Linked DNA regions of Homo sapiens: region 2 is linked to region 1. A link is an interaction called in ENCODE POLR2A ChIA-PET data of the cell type or tissue named here. Cell type or tissue: HepG2. All regions are shown on one strand. Each heading gives the region's core, and the rest is flanking DNA. Links, peaks and the distances in the headings are about the cores only. Region 1 holds the start of LOC124906218 (a long non-coding RNA gene). Region 2 overlaps RFTN1 (raftlin, lipid raft linker 1).

Region 1 (2,916 bases), core at 244-2,743:
AAGCCACAGCACATGTGCGCATGTGTACCTGAAATGTGGTAGTGTGACTACTAAGGCACTGGCTTCTTAATTTAATTTTATACATTTTAATTTAAATTCAGGGCTGAGCACGGAGGCTCACACCTATAAGTGTGCCGGAGGCCCAGCACTTTGGGAGGCTGAGGCAGGAGGATTGCTTGAGGCCAGAGGTTTGAGACCAGCCTGGGCAACATGGCAAGACCCTGTCTCTATAAAATATAAAAAATTGGCTGGACATGGTAGCACGTGCCTATAGTTCCAGCTACTTGGGAGGCTGACCGCAGGAGCTGGAGGCTGCAGTGAGCTATGACTGCACCACTGCAGTCCGGCCTCGGTGACAGAGAAAGACCTTGTCTCAAAATAAGTAAATAAATAAATACATAAATAAATAAATTTACATTTAGAAAGCCACACATAGCTAGTGGCTACCATGCTGAACAGCACAAAAGCCCTGCTAGGCACATCTTGAGATGTCACTGAGGCCAGTAACTGACTGGCTGTTTGCTTCAGACCTTGGGGTGAAGATCCTGCAAATGTCAGCTGCCCGGCACTCACATGAAGTAGGCTGCCCCTTGGGAAGGGGAACACATGATCGCAGAGGGTTTCTGGCTGCACTGCCCTCCTGCAAGCTGGCGTGGGCTTGGGCCTGCCAGCACCAGAGTCCCATGACTCTAGCTCCCCCAGAGGCCCTGGCGCTGTCTATTCACCACCATCCTAGGACTGCTGCTGCTCGCTCTGCTCCTCCTCTTCCTCCTCCCCATCCCCCAGCCCAGAAGGGCAGCAGTCCTCTCGAGTTTGCCCCTTCAGACAAACCAGGACAGCTTCATCCAAGTATAGAAATAGTCACCTGCTTTCTCAAAGTCACATCAGAACAGAGCTGAGAGGAACCTTAGAAGTCATTCCTTCATTCCTCCTACCGCCACCCCATTTTACAGTTGAGAAGCCAAGACCTAGAGAGGTGATCAGTATCATCTTTGGCCTCTTTGCCCAGGGCAGTGACCCACTGAGTCCACAGATGGGGCAGGAACACGTGTGTGTGCAGGAAAAACAGGAACCATCTGGCTGGGGTCAGGCATTCCTTCTGCCTCTTTATGTCCACAGGATAGTTTTTTAAATTGATGATGAGGAAGGTGCATGTTTGGCAAAGAGGACAAAGCTTCCAATCGTTTAACTGCCAAAACATACATTGGGGTCACTTATTGGTGAGAAACATTTCTGTCCTGTCCTTACAGATTCTCTGTAACATAATTCTAGTTTTTAAACCCTCCCTTGCACAGAGATTAGGCCCCAGTTCTCATAAATAAAAAATGCTTGGAGCATATTTATTGATTGCACGACACCGTTTATCCATTTTGAAGTGAGTAGTACTAACCATCTTAACACTTTTCCAAGCAGAAAGTTCTCCTTCATGGCTAACTTCACTGACTTTTTCCCCCTCTAACTCAGCGTGGTATGGAGAGAGCTTAGCCAAGCCAGATGGACAAGTCACTGATAGGCCACATTCTGCTAGGAATATGTAAGCTATATATGGCAGACTTTGTTTAAGGTCCAAAGTTCAAGGTTTCAGCTATGGTCACGCGGATCATATCAGACTTGAAGTGAGAGCTGCTGTCCTGATTTGAAACAGTCTGCATAACAAACTGTTGGGCACCACTGAAATGTATCAGGGAACTCGCTGCAAAAAAAAAAAAACACTCAAAATGAATCATCCCAAAGTTCTAGCAACCAGGAAACAGACACAGTAAGGTGAGTAGTCTACGTTCCCGTGGGCATTCTAGCTCATTTTTAATGACATCTTATGAGTATATGGCTCCATTTCTCTCCATAATTAGAGTTAATAAATACCTTCAAGAGGATGTTTATGGCAGACTTTGGAATATTAACTCGTTATTATCAGAGTTATGTTGCTGAAGGTGAAGCCTGGTTTTGAATACAGAAACCACAGCCAATGCCTCACTCACCTCAAAATGCAAATGTAGCAAAAATTAATCCCATGGGACTGTTGTCTCATGTCTGGCCAGAAAGATGAGAATAACTAATTTGTTTGAAAGTTTCAACTGCTTCCATCTTATGCCTTGGAAAGTTTTTCAATTATTCAAACACTACCATAAAAGAAAGACAATGGCATTTGGAGTCAAAAGTATTTGTATTGAAATGCCAAGCCAGTCATTTAATGACTGTGATAGATTAAATTACTTTTCAAAATTCTTCACTCCTTCCCTCCACCACCTCCATGGAAGAATTGTATTTCCCTGCCCTTGACTTTAGCTCAGCCATGTGATCATTCTGGCCAATGAAACACTGGCAGATCGGATGCAAGCCATGACTTCAAATGTGCATGTGCAGTGGGACTTGGCACCTGCACCTGTTCCAGCTGGTTCACTGGCCCAAGAAGGAAGAGAAACGTAAGACTGGACCCAGACTTAATCTGCAGTTTAGAGCCACTCAGCCAAACCCAACCAAGATCAGCCAACCCCCAGCTGACCAACAGACACTTAAACAAGAATAAATGACTTTTGTTTTAAGTTTTGGGGTGGCTTGTAGTGTAACAACTCCTGATTGATACATTGGCAAAGACTTAGTTTCAGTTACTATGAGGATTATGATACCAACTTCATAGTGTGATCTAAACAATGCGATGCTATGATCCCTTTACTCATTGAAGACCAATAATGTCCCACTCCTGCCTTGACTTCCCCAGTGATGTATGTTACAATTTAGCTAAACTGGGCCTACATTTCCCAGTATTCCCTTCTCTGGTGGTCCTGGGTTAGCACTGACCACAAGAGAATTTTTCTGCAAGATATGGAAGCCAGAAGTAAAGCAGCAGACATGTTTTTTTAGGCTCTGAAGGCTGGAGCAGGATCCCAGGAACAGTGGGTGCTTATGCATGTTGCA
Region 2 (2,916 bases), core at 321-2,820, 81 kb after region 1:
ATAGTTTAGGTACAGACGTCTGGGCTGAAATTGATTTATCCGTCAAAATTTTGAAAGTACCTCTAGTAGTTTCTAGATGTCAGCAATGCTATTGAGATAATCTATTCTGATTACTAATATTTTAACTGTAACCTGTTGTATTGCTTTGAAAGTTTTTAGGATTTTTTTTTTCTCCCCTAGAAGTTCCGGAATTTCATGACAATGTGCTTTGGTGTGGGTCTTTTTTACTCAAAGGATTGTTCACCTGATGGCCTTGCAATCTGAAGATTCTTGTCCTTCAGTTCTGAAAAATGTATTTTTCCCCCCTTTGATAAGTTTTCTCCCCTCCCTTTTCTATCTTCTTTTTTTCTGGACCTGCTATTAATCAAAATGTGTGATAAATGTTTTAATTTTATTACCTTCCCCCACAGTTTTCTTACTCTTTTAATTTTGCTTTCTGAGAGATTTCCTTCATTTTGTCTTCCAACTTTTATGTTTTTTAAATTTTCTGCTGCCCTATTTTTAAGATTCAAAAGCCCTTTCTTATCTTTTGATTGCTTCTTTTTTTTTTTTACAGCATCTTGTTTTTGCTTCATGGATACATTTATTTTATCTCTTTAAATGGTTTCTTCTGATACCTACATTATCTCCACGGTTCCCAGGTTGCATGTGACAGAGATGGGGAACTAGGGATCTTACCACGCCACGTTAGGATTTTAAACCAGTACCCTGGTTTTCTGCTCTGCAGTTCACATCCCCCAACCTCCCATCCCATGGTGATTTATGCTTTGAAAACCAAAGCTTTTCTTGGGTTCTGCAAGAAACAAATGGCACCCTTCTCGTCCAGGTTGTAGCTTCCTTCATTTTGCTAAATTAGTTAGATTCCTCTATCTACTTTCCATCTATCTAAAAATTTGTTGAAATCACTCATCTTCTACTTTATCTTCTTCTAATCTTTTTGTTCTTGTGGGCATCGATTTATCTACCTACCTACCTACCTACAATTGAACCTCATTATTCTTGGTAGCTATGTTCTGTAAAGTCATTGTGAACAGTGCATTAGTGACTATTGAACCATTGCCCATAAGAGAAATATAGGGTTAGGGTCTTGGAAGCATCTGGTCGCAACAGTTTTGCAAACTGATCAATATATAACCTTGTTTAATAGATAGTGTTGATTCATGAACATTGAACTTGCAGCCAACAGCACTATAACTCATGCCTGAACAAAGCTCACTGGTATTTGCTTTGTAAAGCACATCATAGCATTCCTGCACTTAGGAACACTAGGCAACAGTACTTCAGCACTATGCATAGGGGCTATTTTTAACAGCTAAATCACCAACAAAAAGCACAAAAATGTGAAAAATGTGGCACTATGTGTACCACAAAAAGGACACTTGCTTTTAGTATGAACATTGAAACCAGGCACAATATTACCTTGTTTGACCTTAGCTAGAAAAGTGCACATTAGGCAACTCAAAATTTTTGCTGTTCTGCACATGTTTGCAAATGGCCACAAAATGCCATTTGTATTGATTTTGGGATTACAATAAATTTTAGTAAGCAGATGAATTTGCAAATACAGAATCTGAGAATATGAGAATTGCCTGTATCTATCTAATTATGTCATTCCTTTAGTTTCATTTCATGAGGATTTTTCAGAAAAGAAATAGATGCCTGTGTCCAATCCCCCTCATTTAATAAAATGTTATTATTTTAATGTTTAAAGTGAACACTGGAAGGCCTTTCTAAATAACTTAGAATCCAGAAACCAAAAAATAAAAATGACAAATTTGATTACATAAAAACTCATATGATATAAAAGACAAATGACAAAATGGAAAAATGTTTGCAGCTCATATTACAGAAAAAAAAGGGCTTGTAAAAATTGAAAAGAAAAAATCCAATAATCCAAATTTTAAAAGGGCCAAAGATATGAAGAGAGATCACAGAAGATTCAAACACCCACTAAGTGCATGAGAGAAATGCAGAATCTCATAAGAAAAATGCAAATTAAAACTACCAGCCGGGCGTGGTGGCTCACGCCTGTAATCCCAGCACTTTGGGAGGCCGACGCGGGTAGAGCACGAGGTCAGGAGATCGAGACCATCCGGGCTAACACGGTGAAACCCCGTCTCTACTAAAAATTTAAAAAATTAGCCGGGCATGGTGGCGGGTGCCTGTAGTCCCAGCTACTTGGGAGGCTGAGGCAGGAGAATGGCTTGAACCTAGGAGGCAGAAGCTGCAGTGAGCCGAGATCGTGCCACTGCACTCCAGCCTGGGCGACAGAGCAAGACTCTGTCTCAAAACAAAAACAAAAACAAAAAACAACAACAAAAAATACCCTGAGATACTATTTTTTCACCTATTGAACTGGTAAAAACCCAAAAGTTAGGCAGCCCGCTTTGTTGCCAAGGCCGTGGGGAAGCATGCGTTCTTGTACATTGCTAGTGGAAGGGCTCATTGATTCAACCCTCCTGGAGAACAGTTTGACAGTATCTTTCAAAATTACAAACACATTTTCCCTTTGACCCAACAATCTCACTTCTGGGAATTTAACCTACGTATTAAAAAATGAGAAATGCACAGAGTTATTCACTGGAGAGCGGTCTGCAGTAGCAAGACACTGGAAACTACTCAAGTGCCCATCAGTGCTGGATTTGTATTTAACATTATGTTTCACCCAGACAACAGCTCAGAGAACTGGGCAATGGCTGCTCATGTGTTGAGCCGGGGCATACAGGATGAAGAGGGACAATGAGAGGGAATGAATTCTATTCTAGACACCCTGAGTTTGAGGAACCTATGGAAATGTCCAGGAGGCAACTAAATGAAACAGCCTGTGGTAGACAGAATAATGGCCCCAAAGATGTCTACAGCCTAATCCCAGGAGCCTGTGAAAATGTTCCCTTCGCATGGTAAAGGGATGTGGCA

Evidence for each region. Peaks named below come from ENCODE experiments on the same cell type or tissue, not always from the same donor. Only the 100,000 strongest peaks of a DNase experiment are listed, where the experiment ranks them.
Region 2: POLR2A ChIA-PET joins it to region 1 with 7 read pairs; 7 of 35 experiments call an interaction of 5 or more read pairs at or near these places.

The regions. Positions count from the first base shown.
Region 1 is chr3:16,250,810-16,253,725 of GRCh38, forward strand. LOC124906218 (a long non-coding RNA gene) reads left to right here and starts at 377. Exons shown (of 2, transcript XR_007095838.1): 1 at 377-2,916. In HepG2, for the core only: no CTCF peak of the experiment used is centred there; a DNase peak (open chromatin) is centred at 1,582.
Region 2 is chr3:16,331,878-16,334,793 of GRCh38, forward strand. All of the region lies in intron 7 of RFTN1 (raftlin, lipid raft linker 1), which reads right to left. It also overlaps a transcript of OXNAD1 not described here. Among named protein-coding and RNA genes, the nearest start is that of OXNAD1, 68 kb to the left of the region's middle. In HepG2, for the core only: no CTCF peak of the experiment used is centred there; a DNase peak (open chromatin) is centred at 1,304.